Linked DNA regions of Mus musculus: region 2 is linked to region 1. Evidence: chromatin loops called from intact Hi-C (ENCODE). Cell type or tissue: left cerebral cortex. All regions are shown on one strand.

Region 1 (8,000 bases):
AGTCTCCTGCCTTGGGCGCGCACCACCACACTACACTCAGCTTTGGGATGTGGTGAGGTGGGGCGTGGCTGGGCCTTGTGAGTCCCCCCATACCCAACAGGTTCTCCAGAGCCTGGTGCACTGCGCTGACCTCAGCAACCCCGCCAAGCCGCTACCCCTCTACCGCCAGTGGACGGAGCGCATCATGGCCGAGTTCTTCCAGCAGGGTGACCGGGAGCGAGAGTCGGGTCTGGACATCAGCCCCATGTGCGACAAACACACAGCCTCGATGGAGAAATCCCAGGTGCGGGAAGGGAGCTGTGCCCACTACAGGGCGGAGTCTTTCTTGAGACAGGGTTTTCTGTGCAGCCCTGGCTGTCCTGGGACCTCCTCTGTAGACCAGGCTGGTCTCTGTCTCAGAGATCCGCCTGCCTATGCTTCCCAAGTGCAGGGATCAAAGGTGTGCGCCACCAGCCAGCTAGGGCAGATGTTTTGATTTGTTGTTTTGAAGACATCTCATTTTGTCACCCTGGCTGGCCTAGAACTCACTGGCTTGAGATCACCCTGCCTCAGTCTCCTCCTGTTGTGCCAGGATGGCTTTTTTCAAGAGGATTTTGAAGGATGAATAGGAGTTGGCAAATGAGAATTCCAGGCTGAGAACACCAGGTGGCCAACTGTGAGATGGGACTAATTCTAGGTTTCACTGGGTCTCACTTGCCCCTTCTGTGATCACCCTAAGGTGGGATTCATTGACTACATCGCTCAGCCATTGTGGGAGACATGGGCTGACCTAGTGCACCCCGATGCTCAGGAGCTTCTGGACACCTTGGAAGACAACAGAGAGTGGTATCAGAGTAGGATTCCCTGCAGCCCTCCACACACCATGGGCTCGGACAGGTTCAAGTTTGAGCTGACCCTGGAGGAAGCAGAGGAAGAGGAGGAAGAGGAGGATGAAGGGCAGTGCACAGCACTGAACAGGGAGTCCTCAGAGTTACCCAGCACTTAACTCCTGTCCTCTAAGGCCAGCCCAGAGCCCAGGGTCTGCTTTGTCCAACAAGAGTTGGGCTAGCTTAGTGTGGACCGTGGAGTCCTGGTCAGGCCATGGGCACCTATGGGCACTGATGACGTTCCACCACTCAAAGAGGACAGCCAAGGTTTACACAGAGCCAAGCCTGAGGGAGGCTGGGACCAGCTCTGCCCACAGACTGGAATGGCACCAGCCCTGGGAAGCGCCGACTCCTGCATCTCAGAAGACAGACTTAGACTCAGCTGCAGTCTGCACGTCAGCTTCAGCACATGCAGTCGGACTCTGTGTTATGGTTTAGTTGGTTTCTTTTTTGGCACTAAAGATGGAACCAATGTTGCCTTCACCAGTCCAGCTGCAAGCCTTTACTGAGTCCCTCGGGGGAATCCCTTTCGTAAAATGCGGGCGGGGAACACTTCCCACTGAGGTCTGGTGTCTCCTGACACCATTGGCTGCACAAGACTCTTCTTAGATATCAGGAGGCCGGTGACCCTCCTAGAAGACCACTGCAGGCCTCAGTCCTCCCATCAATGAGGATCCCCGTCTCCGACAAGATTGGGCTTCTCAAACCAGTGTGCTGGTGCACCTCTCTTCACCATAGGCATCCCCCAGACTTGGCTGTGTGTGTGTGGAGACAGCTGGTCCAGGCTGGGCAGCCTGACTAGAAATAAAAAGAGCTGGAAGTGGGCTGGAAAGATGGCTCAGTGGTTAGGAGCACTGACTGTTCTTCCAGAGGTCCTGAGTTCAAATCCCAGCAACCACGTGGTGGCTCACAATCATCTGTAATGGGATCTGTTTTTTGTTTTGTTTTGTTTTGTTTGTTTGTTTTCGATACAGGGTTTCTCTGTGTAGCCCTGGCTGTCCTGGAACTCACTCTGCAGACCAGGCTGGCCTCGAACTCAGAAATCCACCTGCCTCTGCCTCCCAAGTGCTGGGATTAAAGACATGTGCCACCACCACTGTGTGGCCTGAAATGGGATCTGATGCCCTCTTCTTTTGTGTCTGAAGAAAGCAATGGTTACTCACATATAATAAATAAATAAATCTTTAAAAAAAAAAAAGTAGCTGGAGTGTGGCTAAGGGGTGGAGCTTCTGCCTAGAATTGCCCAATGAGGGGCTTGGGGTGTGGCTCTGGTAACAGAGCTTTAGCTTTTGGGAAGTCCTGAGTTCCATTTCTATCACTGCAAAAATAGAATAAATAGAAGAGCACTGCAGGCCTCAGTCTTCCCGTCAATGAGGATCCCTGTCTCTGACAAGATTGGGCTTCTCAAACCAGAGTGCCGGCACACCTCTCTTCACCATAGGCGTTCCCTAGTCAGGGTTCTCTAGAGTCACAGAATTTATGGGTATTCTCTATATAGTAAAGGAATTTATTGATGACTTAGAGTCTGCAGTTCAACTCCCAACAGTGGTCAGCAGCAGCTGTGAATGGAAGTCCAAGGATCTAGCAGTTGCTCAGTCCTACACGGCAAGCAGGTGAAGGAGAGAAAGCCTTCCTTCTTCCAATGTCCTTATGTAGGTCTCCAGCAGAAGGTGTAGCCCAGATTAAAGGTGTGTGCCACCACACCTTTAATCACAGATGACCTTGAACTCAGAGATTTCCCTGTTTTTGTTTTTTTTTTAAAGATTTATTTATTTATTATATGTAAGTACACTGCAGCTGTCTTCAGATGCACCAGAAGAGGGTGTCAGATCTCATTACGGATGGTTGTGAGCCACCATGTGGTTGTTGGGATTTGAACTCAGGACCTTCGGAAGAGCAGCGGTACTCTTAACCACTGAGCCATCTCTCCAGCCCATGAGATCTCCCTGTCTTAATCTTCTGGAAGCCATAGCCACTATGTCTTAAGATCTCCATACCAAGATCCAGATCAGAAACTTCTATCTCCAAGCCTCCAGATTAGGGTCACTGGTGAGCCTTCCAATTCTGGATTGTAGTTCATTCCAGATATAGTCAAGTTGACAACCAGGAATAGCCGCGACACCTACTCATTCTCTTGTGTGGAAACTGAGTCATAACTAGTCCCTCAGAGCTTATATACTAAGAGTGGGCACTGGTGCCCCCTGGCGGTATGACTGATTCCCTGTTTGTTTTCCAAACAGTTCTTTGGCCGTTTTGAGACAAGGTCTCATGGTCTCAAGTTCTAATGTCAGACTTGTTTGCCGCAGAGGATGACACTAACGTTATTTTCTTGCCTCCACCATTCGAGTGCTTGGCTGGGGTAACAGGCATGTGCCATGGGGGGGGGGGGGTCCCTCTCTTTCCCTTTTCCTTTTTCCCTCTGAGCCTGTAACTCTGCACCTGACCAAGGCCTCCAAGGAGCCAGAGTGGCAGGCGACTTCCTCTGTAAATATTATGACTCGGGCTATTCATCCCCAGGAGGCACAAAAGGCCATCTGGGGTCACACACTGGAACATTTCCTTCTTCCTTCCAGATGTCTTAAGAGGCGACCCTTAGAGATTTCTTGTTAAACAAAGTCATGTGTGTTCACTGTGGGAGAATTTGGAAGTCACACAAACCTGATGACGTGAGTTCCATTCCTAGGACTTGTGCTGGAAGGAAAGAACTGACTTCCTAGGTTGTCCTGTGACACTCCCCTCTTTCCAACACAAATAAATGAATATAACTTAGAAAGATTTGAGGAACAGCTTCCCTCTGTCCCTTCTTCTGCCTGTGCTCTTGTTTGCCCAGGCCTTTAACACACTTGCTTCATTCTTCCAGACAGCTGTGCTGTCCTCTCTGGGGAGCCTCAAACTCAGAAATTCCCAAGTGCTGTGTAATTAAAGGTTTCTGTTACCATGCCAGCAGTTTCCCCGCACACGTTTATAGTATGAAACAGGGTCTCACTTTGTGATCCAGGATGATAAAGAACTCAACAACCCTCCTGCCTCAGCTTTCCAAGTGTTCCGATGAAGCCTTGCCACCTACTGAGCTACCAGCACAGTTCTCCTGGAGCCCTTGCTTGGTGGTGGAAGCAAATGGGTTCCTCCCCTAACCTTATCCCTTCGGAATAAATCCAAATCAGGCTCCAGTGTCCCAGGCTCCTCCTGCACCCTTTCTGTCCTCAAACCCGGTCCCGGTCCCCACAGTAGCCTCCGCGTGGGCCCGGAGCTCGCTAAGTAACAAACTGATGGTCACTTTGTGTCTCTGCATGAAGTGCAGGGGAAGCAGGAAATAAGCTTCCTCCAGCGGCCCCGGATTGGGCGGGGCTCCAGGCTCCTCGCGGGGGTGGACGAGCATCCAGGCGACAAGTTATTCTGGTCCATTGGCGCCTCCGCAGCTGGCGGGGAGGTCTATAAACAGGGCCAGGACACGTTCCCAGTTCTGCTTCCTGTGGGAATGGAAGCGATGGGGACCCTGCCCGGCCGCACGGAGAGGAAGAATAGGATAGACCCCAGATTCCCACCTTGACAGGCAGATTTGCAGGAATGAGTCGTGTGTATCATAGCGGCTTGGAAGTCTGCATTTCTGCGCCCACCTTCCTGAGACACAGGGTTACCCGGGTCCCAGTGTCCATATCGTAAAGGGCGTTGGGCAGCTACTCTTGAATCTTCTCTGCTTCCTTGGTCTTTCATTACAATTTTGGAAGACTTATGGGTCAGGATACTTCTGAGCCCTAAGTGCGCAAGGAAGCAAGGGGTTCTCTGGGGACTCATCAGACCCTTTTCTCTTTGCACAGACCGGATTTTCTCCTTTATTTCTTTGAGGCAGGGTTTTATGTGGATCAAGCTGACTTTAAGACACTATGTAACTGAGGATCACCTTGGACTTCTGCTTCTCCCCTCCTTCCCTTCTCCTCCCAGTGCAGAGAACAGGAGCCTGGATCAACCCAGGTCTTTGTGATGCAGGTTCCCCACCAAACTGAGAATTATCCTCAGCCCATCAAAAAACAGTTCTTTCTTTCTTTCTTTTTTTAAAAATTATTTATTTATTTGCTTGTTTATTTTGTTTTTTGAGACAAAGTTTCTCTTCATAGTCCTGCTGTCCTGGAACTCACGTTGTAGACCAGGCTGGCCTCGAACTCACAGAGATCTGCCTCCATCTCCCTTCTGAGTGCTGGGACTAAAAATTCTGTGTGGTCTTTAATGAGTTTTTTGAGCCCTAAAATGTAATCAAGATGTATGCCTGCCAATCCAACACTTGTGAGGTGCAGGCGGGAGGATCAAGAGTTCAAGATCAGCCTCTGCTACTTGGCAAGTTCGAGACCAGCTTGTTACTTGAGACCATTTCTCAAAACAAAACCTAAACTCCTGAGTGCTTCACGTCTCAAAAGCAAGGACTTCTAACCACAAGTTTCCAACCAGAGCTAGGTCCTGGCCTCAGCCTCTCCGCCCTTCAAACACCTAGCAGTCACCATTGGGCCTCTAAAGACGTAGGAATCGCTGATTTGATATTCGGTCCGTCGCTCGAGAGCATCAGCCAATGGAAACTTCATGCCTCCCTAGAGCCCCGTCTTCCAGTGGCTTACCAGGCCCTGCCCCTCTTCTGCCGGCGCAGGCCAGTGTGGTCCCGCGGCTGTCGATGCAGTCCCTCCCCTAACGTCACAGCTTCGTTTGCATAGAAAGCCCCGCCCCTGGCTTTGCAGGACGTCAGCTAGGACTGCAGGGGCCTGAGCCTCCTCCGCTGCCGCCTGCAGCCCCCGCCGCCGCCTGCATCCCCCGCATCCTCTTCTGGGGCCCGGTCGCCAGCGCAGTCGCCACGGTCGCCGTCGCCAGCGTTGTCTCAGCTTAGAGAGGGTAAGGGTGAGCGCAACCCAGGTCCACACACTGAGGAGCCCGCGTTTCACTGACAGCTGGGGGATCAAGGGGAGCGCAACTCGGGTGTAGTGGCTATGGGTCTCGCATTTGGCATTCTTGGTCCCGCATCCCGCACCCCTCGCCCTTAACCTGGCACCTGGGGCCCGGGCTCTGCGACAGAGGGGGAGGGGAAAGCCAGGCCTTGCGGGAGGCTTGTGCGTGCTCGTGCTCGTGGGGTGAACACGCGTGTGCGCGCCCGCTGGGCATGGAGAGGCTCGAGTGACCGCAGGACGCGCAGCGTGCACACTTGTGATACGTTGTGCGTGCATGGTCCGCGTGCGCGGTGCGCGTGGATCTTAGTTCAAGTATGTGCTCACACGCGTGTGGAGCCATGCGCGTGTGTGGTGTGTCCTCCCGGATGGCCAGGTACAGTCGTGCATTGGTGCAGGGAGCTGTGCTCACACATGGGCTTGCACACACCATACATGTCTGCTTGTTTCGCCTGTTAGCACCACTCTTGCATGCAGGGCAGGTGTTTGGGTCTGCCTGCCCTAGATGCTTCATTGTGCTTGTGTGTGTGTGTGTGTGTGTATGCGTGCGCGCTCTTGTGCTCGCGATTTTGTGTGTGTGAGCCTACGTTCATCCTGTCTTCGTCACGTGATGTGGCTATCTCAGGGCCCCAGTTCTTGCAGGAGAAAAATAAGGATGAGCGAGAACTGGGGATCCTCCTGTATTCATGTTCCGGTGTGGGTCTCTGTGAGAGACTGATGGGAAGGCAGAGGAGGCTCAGTCTTCCCTCAGGGTACAGGGGAATCTGAGGTTCACAGCCTGCTTAAAACCTTGGTGCTGTCAAGGTCACAGCTCTGCCTTATGTTGGTTGGGGGGGTTGAGCATGTGACATTGGGGGGTATCCTCACCTACCCCTGTGCCGTGCCCACCCTGTGCGTGGTCCTGATGCTCCCCTCAGGCCCTCTGTGCCACGCCTCCCGCAGATGGCTTCCGCCACAGACTCTCGCTATGGGCAGAAGGAGTCCTCAGACCAGAACTTCGACTATATGTTCAAGATCCTGATCATTGGGAACAGCAGCGTGGGCAAAACCTCGTTCCTCTTCCGCTACGCAGATGACTCCTTCACTCCAGCCTTTGTCAGCACCGTTGGCATAGACTTCAAGGTCAAAACCATCTACCGCAACGACAAGAGGATCAAGCTGCAGATCTGGGTGTGTAGGGCTGGAGGGGAGATGTCTTCCTGCCAACCCCCACAAAAGGAAGCTGAGGCTAGCCATCGGCTGGCGCTGGGATTTAAGGCCTGCATCTCCATCCCAGTATGAGCTTCCCGTTTTCCTAAGTCCCGAGCATCCCCACTCATCTTCTAGCATAGTGTGGCACAGGGCATTCAGGCAGCACCCAGTACATGTTTGTTGAGTGACTAAGTGGCCTTGCAGTGACCCATTTGGGTCACTGTCTGCTTTTCCTGACCCACTGTCCCCGGGCCTCAAAGTGGTTGCTGGACAACCTTGGAGCACGTTTTTCTCTCGGGGGCTGCTGCGAGGTCCCTTCTGACCTATCCCTCTTTTCCCCAGGACACAGCAGGGCAAGAGCGGTACCGCACCATCACCACAGCCTATTACCGAGGCGCCATGGGCTTCATCCTAATGTATGACATCACCAATGAGGAGTCATTTAATGCAGTGCAGGACTGGTGAGCAGCCCACCTACTCAGAAAACACAAGGCTGGGATTGGAGGTGACTTAGCTAAGCTTAGCTAAGCTTAGTTGGTAGGGTGCCTGCTTGGCCAGGACAAAGCCTTGGGTTCGTCCCCAGCATGGCCAAAAGACAACCAAGAGTAGGCCTCTGGTGGGACAAGCCATGTGGCTGTTCCCAAGGCTTGAGGTTGTGGAAGCACACAAGGTAACCAGTGAGTAGACAAGGAACCTCCCACTGATCTCTACCCAGGTAGCCCAGGCAGGAGAACCACGTTAGCTCACTTGTCTGAGGTCAAGTGATTCTCTGGCCAAGCGCTTACCTCAAATGTATGAGAACCTGGATTCCAGCCACAGCACCAAAAATTAACTCCCCCAGGTCTTGACATTTGGTGTAGTGGACACCGGCCCATCTTCCCAGCTTTGGGAAGATGGAGAGGTCTGAGTGAGATAGGCTGGACTCAGTTACCAAGGGGCAGTGGTCTCTCCTGCAAGGGCTAGACACAGGCAGAGACTCGGGGATGGGGCCAGGTCCTCCGGCTTCCTCTTCAGCCTC
Region 2 (8,000 bases), 210 kb before region 1:
GTCACTGCTGTCAGGTGAACTTGGTACCTGGTGGCAGTCGCTGGCCCTTGCTCTGCCACCCCTACAGCCTTCTCCAGCACCGCTGTCATACTGTTATTTTTAATTTTGCTGTGCATTACATCCCCTATCGAAGCCTGGTCTTCCTCTTGTGAGGGCACTTGTGGAATTGCAGGCCACTGTGCTCGGGCCCTGAGGAAGCCAGTTGTGTCTAGCTGTTTGACTACCAACCATAAGGGACTCTGTGTCTTGTGGCTGACAGCATTCAGTTTTGGGACAGTCCAAACCTGTGTTTATCTGGAAAGCTGACAGGGCACTTACTGGCAAGGCGACTTTGGAGTGTAATCTGTGGTCAGCATCAGAGCTTCACTCTATCCTAGGCTGCTGTCAAACCCATGACTCTTGACTCTAGGTGCCAAGGTGGCAGGCAGGAACCACCACCAGCCCAGCTTCAGAGACGCATATAGTTTGTTTCTTGGGGTTGTTTTGTTTTGTTTTGTTTTTGTTTTTTTGAGACAGGGTTTCTCTGTACCACCACGGCCCGGCTCTGTTTCTTGTTTTTTAAGTAATCCTGGTTGTCCTGGATCTTGCCAGGTAGAACATACTGGTCTCTAGCTCTCGGAGATCTACCTGCCACCTTTATTAGGTTAAAGGTGTGTGCCACAGCACCTAACTTGGATTTACTCTTACTCTCTGAGTGTGGAGGGGTCTGAGCTGAGACAGTGTTAGCTCTGGTGGCAGGAGAGGACAGGTTTGGAATGGTGAACCAGGGGAAGGGACTTGGAGAAACTTGAGTAACTAGAAAGGCACTGGATATCAGCTGATGCTCACAGGGCCAGCACTACCTCTTGTCCCTGCTTTGAGTTGGTGCCACATTAAAAAGCAACCTGTCCAAGTTAGTCTCTTTTGCTTCTCCAGCAGTTAGGTCTTGAGTCTGCCCGGCACTTGCTTACCACTGAGCAGTGCCACCAGCTCTTTTATGTTTCGTATTTCTAGATGGGGTCTCTCTGTGTAGCCCTGGCTGTCTTGGAACTCGCTCTGTAGACAAGGCTGGTCTGGAACTCAGAGATCTCCCTGCCTCTACCTCTGAATGCTGGGATTAAAGTTGTATGTCACTACTTCCCAGCTACTTGCTTTCATTTATTTATTTTTTGGTTTTGTTTTTTTCGAGACAGAGTTTCTCTGTTGTTGTTGGGGTTTTGTTGTTGTTGTTGTTGTTGTTGTTGTTTTTAGATTGCTTTACCTCTTCTGTATCCCAGGCTGGTCTTGAACTCAGGACCTTCTAACCTTAACTTCCCTGTTGACTGTCAAGCCCCAGCATCATCCTATATTTTAGTTTGAATTGCCAGGAGCTTTTTCTTAGCTTCAGGTGTAGCCAGAGCAGGGCCTGGAAGGGAACGGGCTGTGGAAAGGGTCTGTGTAACCTGGTGAAGAGCTACACATGTTGAGGGGAGGGAAGTGTGCGCTTGCCTGTACTGGCACAGAATGCCATGTCAGTTCAAGGTACAGCCATAGGCATGGCTGGAGCCCATCCCACCTGGACCTCTAACATAAAAATAATACTGATAAATACAATGCAGGAGAACTGCCTGTGGGTCCAGGGCTGGGGAGGATGAGGCAGAAGGGTTTGGAATTCAAGGCCAGTCTGGCCTATATGAGACCTTTTCTCAAAGAAACAACCTAAAAGAGTTCTCAAACCAAACTGGTGCTGATGTGACACTTCATCTGTGTGTTTTGGGACTCTGTGGGTGTGACTTCTAGGACACATGAAGAAATATGGTCCCCTCTACCTTCCAGGACAGCCAGTTGCTATTGAGAGGCATGTTCCCAGCCAGGTGTGATGGCGCACGCCTTTAATCCCAGCACTCGGGAGGCAGAGGCAGAGGCAGGTGGATTTCTGAGTTCGAGGCCAGCCTGGTCTACAAAGTGAGTTCCAGGACAGCCAGGGCTATACAGAGAAACCCTGTCTCGAAAAAACAAAAACAAAAAACAAAAAAAAAAGAGAGAGAGAGAGAGAGAGAGGGGCATGTTCCCTGAGAGCCATGAGGTGGGAACCCTGCCTCCACCTACCCCATTGTAGTTCATTGCTAGGTAGGTGGCTCTGTGGCCCCATGCCCTCACCTTGCCCTTGGTGGAGAGGCATGGAGAGGTCAGGGAAAATTGAAGGTTCTAGCAGGGTTAAGAACCTTGAGCATCTGTGGGCCAGCAAGGGTCAACCTCCCCCTTCTTCAGTTTCAGAGTCTCTACCAAGAGTGACTTGTCTGGATTCTGCTGTGGCCTCATATCCCTGGACACTTGTCACTTGCCAGTAGGAAGCTGCCTTCTGGGCCTGTCCTTAACCACTGCCCCCCCCCTGGAAAGAAAAAAAAACAAAACAAAAAACCACCCCTTCCCTGCCTGCATAGTGCTGGCCTTTGGGCTCACAGGCACCGAGATACACCTCATGTTACACCTGATGTTTTAGAATCCTTGAGAGCAGAGATGGACGTGGGAGATCCAGCAGGGTGGGTGTCAGTAGGGAGCAAAGTGCGTGCTACTATGGCCAGAGGGTGCCGGGAGGAGAGCAGGATGCCCTGGCTCTCTGTCCTACACCACAGGGGACATCTGGGAGTTGGGCAGGAGGCCTTAGTTAAGCCTGCACCTTTCTGGTGTGGCTGCTATACCACTGGGGATCCCAGCCTTTCGGAATTACCAGGACCCTGCCCTGGTCAGAATGGACTAGTGGCTCCCACTTTGTTCTGAGGCAGATGAACCTTGAAGCAGCATATCATCCCCTTCCTCCCCAGCTTCCTCAGTGCACAGAGGACTCAGACCAGTCTGCTAGTACCCTTAGAGCACACTCAGTGACTGAGGGGCTAGTCTCAGTGTCTGCTGTGCCCTGCTTGTTCCTGCCATCCATCCCAGTCAGCCCCATAGGGGAGCAGTGTCCAGTCTTCAGGTGAAGTCATGGGTGGTGGTTTTAGAGGCCAAGTTACTTCTCAGGACCTCCAAGCAGGGAGGTGGCTCAGGAGCCAGGCATCACGGCCTCAGAAGGACTGTGGCTCTACCAGGCAGAGTAGAGCATGCTAGTATGGGCATCAGGAATGTGGCAGCCTTTTGCCTTGGGCCTGCTGGAGAATGGGTTTCCTGCGTGTGTTGCAAGGATAGTTCTGAGGCTAAGCCTCTCCAAGGCCTTGAACAAGAAGCTGGAGTCTTGGGGGGGTGACGGGTATGTGTACTGGGGACCAAGCTTCTCCCTAGCTACTGTGACCCTTGACTGTGCTTCCGGCCTCCTTGCTGTGGCCACGGTGACTGTGTGTAAACAGCAGGCACTCAGAACCCACCCCTCTGTTGACTCATCTGCAGGCCAGAGTTCATCACCCTGCAAGCAGTTTTGACAGCACACGGAGATTGTGACATCCTGGCGTCCTTGAGGGAGGAACTACCCAGCACGGAAAACATGGCTACTTTTCCCTGCATACTTTGCTAGTCCTTAGGCCCAAGCCAAACTCACAGGAGACCCAGGGATGGGGCTAGCAGGGCACACACAGGAGTCCTGCTACTGGTTGACCTGGGTGCTCTGAGCCACACAAGTTGGTTTTTTGTCAGCTCTGCAGTCCCATGGGTCACTCAAGAGTGCCCCCAAGTGACTTCCTACCAGAAGGCAGCTATGGCAGATGAATATTTTTTTTCTGTTTTTATTCTTTTTCCTCCTCTTAGATAGGTGTTATGTAGCACATGTAGCACAGGCTGGCCCTTTCCTCTGCTTCACAAGTATTTGGGTGACAGGTGTTTGTCACCACACCCAGTTGTTGTGTCACCTTTCAATAAAAAGAAAAGCTGGTGTCCAAATAGGCCATCCTGAGGAGACTGTCTCACACTCAGTGTCACAGCCTTGTGCTCTTATGATGTCCTGCAGACAGGAGCCTCTCTGGCCAAAGGGGAGATGTAGCTCCTCACTGAGTCACTAGGCCGAAAGGTTCAGGGTAGGGGCTGGCATTATAGTGATCGGGAGTCTCTGGGTGTCTATTTGAAGAATGTGGGAAACCTTGTCTCCTTTTAACTATGTGCACAGCCAGCATGGAGGGAAGGCTCACAGAAGACAGTCGTGACTGTCTTTGTAGTACAAGGGGCATCCTTAACCACTCTACACTCCAGACACACATGCAGTATTGTCTCTCTGTCTTCCCTAGTACTAAGTAAACAGGTTATCATCCCTTAAGCCTCAGAGTCTGTGTGCTTGGCCTCCACTGAACTGCAGCCCAGCCCAATCCTGGTTGCTCCATTTTGCTTTTTAATTTTTATTTTGTATGAATGGATATTTCTTTGTACATTCCACCTGCATTCTTGATTGTGAGCCACCATGTGGGTGTTGGGAACTGAGTCTTCTGCAAGAGCTGACAGTGCTCTGCAGCTGCTGAGAGCCATCCCAACCCCTCAGGTTTTTCTTTGCAGTTCTAGGGATGGAACCGGTGCACTAGAGCATGCCAGGCAGGCAGTGACCACTGAATACCCCAGGATGGGAAGCTTTTCATTTTGATTGCTGCACCTCCCACACTATACCCCTCAGGTCTCCCTGCTCATTGATCAGACATGTATTCTAGGTGTGGTACATGACCCTAGGGATGGCTGCTGTGGACCTTGAGTAGAGGCAGGCTGGTATGTGCTCTGGGTGAAGGTGTCCTAGGGAAGGAAGCCTCATGAAGGCAGAGGCCTGTGGCCTCTTTTTTTTTTTTTTTTTTTCGAGACAGTGTTTCTCTGTATAGCTCTGGCTGTCCTGGAACTCACTTTGTAGACCAGGCTGTCCTCGAACTCAGAAATCCGCCTGCCTCTGCCTCCTGAGTGCTGTGATTAAAGGTGTGTGCCACCACACCCGGCGGCCTGTGGCCTCTTGAAGATGAAGCTTTCTCAGTGCTAAGAGTCATTGGTATGGCCCATGGAAGAGATACATTGAACAGGGAAAGCCAAGCTGGAGGAGTGGGGCCCAGAGGAGGCCATAGCAGAAACTCCAGGCAGCTCTGAGGCCTGATCTGTGAGAGTACCCTGGGGGACCAGTGTGTGGGGCATATGTGAAGACCTGGTATCAGGTCCCAGAAGGTAGGTGGAGCCAGGTGGCTCAGAACTCTCCCTCCTCCTGGCTCTGTCTCCTCAGTGCTGGAATGAAAGTATGTGCCATGATAGCCTGTCCTTTCTTTTTTTCCTCTCCTCGTTCCCACCCTTCTTTCCCTGCCTCCTTTTTCTTTTCCCCCTCTTTATGCCTGTGTCTCTCATCTCCACTTTTATTCTTTCTCTTTTTATGGAGATGGAACCACAGGGCTTGGACTATGCTAGGCAGCTGCTTATCGTGAAGTAGGCCAACATGTGTGCAATTAGAATTTTTATTTATCAATGTGTGTGTGTACGCGCATGTACACGCACACATATGTGCAGGTCAGAGGACAATTTGCAGGAGTTGGTTTTCTCTTTCTAGGGTCCTGGGAATTGTACTCAGGGTGGCCATTCCCCACAGAGTCATCTGGTGAGCACCCTATGTGCAGTTTGAAGGTAGTTTCAATGAGTGTAGTATCCAGTTCCTCCTGGCTCTCAAGTGACTCAGCATCAGATGTCAGGGTCACCACATTATATTGGTGTTGAAGCCCAGGCTCGTGGTGAGGACTCCCTCACCTAGGCTGATGGAAGTGCAGAGGTGGCTGGAAGGCCTCAGTCCCACTAGGATCGAAGCAACCCACCAAGGACTCTGAGAGATGTAGATGCAGGTCCTTGGAAGCCTGGTGGCCCTGCTAGCCATCTTTTACACACGTGAGACCACGCCCACTGTGGGGACCATGCCACTCCTGACATGTTCTTCCTCATTCTTCCCCAGTGACTATTGTACATGCTTGACAGAGCCATGTATATCCCCTCAAAAGCCCAAAAGACTTCACTGATTCTGGCTTCTCAAAGTCACTTTGCCACCCTGGAACCTTGGTGTCTCTGGGGGCTGTGGAGTCTTGCCTTGGATGCCTCTATCTTATCTTATTTTAGTAAGGACATGGCCCCTGTTCTTATTAGCACCTTGCCCTCTGGAGGCAGAGTAGTCAATTCTGAGCCTCCTGTGGCCCTGCTGTGGATTGCTCAGGCAGCAGGATAGTGGACCTCTTTGGGAGCCTGTGTGGCTCCCTCCTGGCAGGCTGCAAGTCATAGGAAAGAAGCCCTATGTTGTTTCCATAAGGTTCACTGTCGCCTTCCCCTGGGCATGTGAGATGCTTTAGTCTCTCTACTTCCTGATCATCTTAATGTTTTTTGTTTGTGTGTTTTGAGACAGGGTCCACATAGCCCTAGAATTAATTATGTAGACAAGGCTGGCCTTGAACCCATAGAGAATCCCCTGCTTTTGCCTCTTTAGTGCACATCTTAGGCTAGCTGCAAAAGTGTGTGTGTTCCTCTCACCCCAGTGCTGAATGACAGATGTGCCCACTGTGATAATTGTCCATGCAATTTTTCCATTAGCTTTATCTTTATTACATTTTGGGTTTTTTTTTGTTTTGCTTTTGGTTTTTTTTTTTATTTTTATTTTTTGTTTTTTTTTTTTGTTTTTTAAGATTTATTTATTTATTATATGTAAGTACACTGTAGCTATCTTCTGACACACCAGAAGAGGGAGTCAGATCCCATTACAGATGGTTGTGAACCACCATGTGGTTGCTGAGATTTGAACTCAGGACCTTCGGAAGAGTAGTCAGTGCTCTTACCCCCTGAACCATCTCTCCAGCCCCCCGTTTTTTGTTTTTCTAAGACGGTTTCTCTGTGTAGCTGTCCTGAAACTCGATTTGTAGACCAGGCTGACCTTGAACTCAGATCCTCCTGCTCTGCCTCCTGAGTGCTGGGATTAAAGGCATGCGCCACCTTGCCCAGCTACATTTATCTTTATTTGTGTGTGTGTGCTCGAGTGTGTGCGCACTCGCTCTCTTGGGCCTTCATGTGCAAGCCTCAGCAAGAGTCCTCAGCAAGTCCTCAGCCAGAGGAGAGCACTGTGGAGCCCCTCCTCCCATGTTCATGAGGATGGCAGGAGCAAACTCAGGTTGTAAGGCTTGGAGACAAGCACCTTTACCACTTGATGTTGTCTTGGGCTATTGGTTCATGCCTGATAGAATATCTTCAGGAGGCCAGATGAGAGGAAGGTCTATGCGGCCACACTAGCTGAGTGAGGTGGTGTGACCGTTGTCCATTGCTGGAAAGGCTTGCAAGCCTTTATGTACCTTCAGGATACAAGTTGAGGAGGCCTGGGGAGAGTCTTAGTGGCTGTTAACCATGCAGAGGGGAGAGAAGGTCGTCACGGCTCTCCAGCCTTACAGTTGTCACAGGGTCCTGTCTTCTCATTGGCCACAGACTTTGGCAGTGTTGGTCAGGCTCACTCCATGTCCTGCTTGAATGCAGACTCACCTCTGCTGGCCCCCTTAACTAGAGATTGGCAGTGGTCTCTGTCAGAGCACTGGCCTTTTCCGGCACTGTGAAAGAGAAAAGTGGCCTATGGGAAACTGAGATTTCTTCCTGACTATAACAACCCCAAGGCCAGGAAGCCAGGAGCTGCCCTCTGTGGGTGTGAAACAGTCGGGACAGCCTCCGCTCCCAGGCCTTCTTGTCTTCTTTGTGTCTAATGTCTTGTTCCTTCTCTGTACCTCTGTGCCTAGGCTGATCATGTGTTGTGGGTAGTAAGGGGGAGGGAAAGGAGGATTTCTGAGATCCCATTTGTGGGCTGTTGGCAGAAGCTCCAGCTTCTAACAGGGGTGTGTGTGCACACATGTGCACATGTGTGTCATGACAGCCCTACCCTACAAACACCAGATCAGGCCCTCAGTGCAGAGGACGCTAATTTGTTGGCTGAGGGAGTCCTTCCTGCCCTTCCAAGTGTAGTGCCAACCTTCAAGCCCAGGAAGCTGAGAGTCCCTGTCCCCCAGCTGGTTGAACTGGTTTCATCCTCCCAACACATACACACTTTCACAAGTTTGTGTATTTGTTTTTTATGGGTTTGCTTTCTCCACGTT

The links. A loop is a pair of places that touch in the nucleus more often than their neighbours do. Peaks named below come from ENCODE experiments on the same cell type or tissue, not always from the same donor. Only the 100,000 strongest peaks of a DNase experiment are listed, where the experiment ranks them.
Region 2: a loop joins it to region 1, with 2.2 times the contacts of the local background. A loop is called at or near these places in 2 of 42 quality-filtered maps.

The regions. Positions count from the first base shown.
Region 1 is chr8:70,749,123-70,757,122 of GRCm38, forward strand. It overlaps Pde4c (phosphodiesterase 4C, cAMP specific), which reads left to right. Exons shown (of 17, transcript NM_001310465.1): 16 at 101-283; 17 at 719-2,064. The coding sequence ends at 985. Rab3a (RAB3A, member RAS oncogene family) reads left to right here and starts at 5,581. Exons shown (of 5, transcript NM_009001.7): 1 at 5,581-5,741; 2 at 6,734-6,961; 3 at 7,325-7,443. The coding sequence starts at 6,734. In left cerebral cortex, a CTCF peak has its summit at 3,075 (motif pointing left); DNase peaks (open chromatin) are centred at 1,218, 1,597, 3,048, 3,546 and 4 more places; H3K4me3 peaks cover 2,867 bases; H3K27ac peaks cover 5,068 bases.
Region 2 is chr8:70,541,006-70,549,005 of GRCm38, forward strand. All of the region lies in intron 1 of Ell (elongation factor RNA polymerase II), which reads left to right. Among named protein-coding and RNA genes, the nearest start is that of Ell, 5.3 kb to the left of the region's middle. In left cerebral cortex, CTCF peaks have their summits at 3,624 (motif pointing left) and 6,610 (motif pointing right); DNase peaks (open chromatin) are centred at 3,650 and 4,387; H3K4me3 peaks cover 391 bases; H3K27ac peaks cover 654 bases.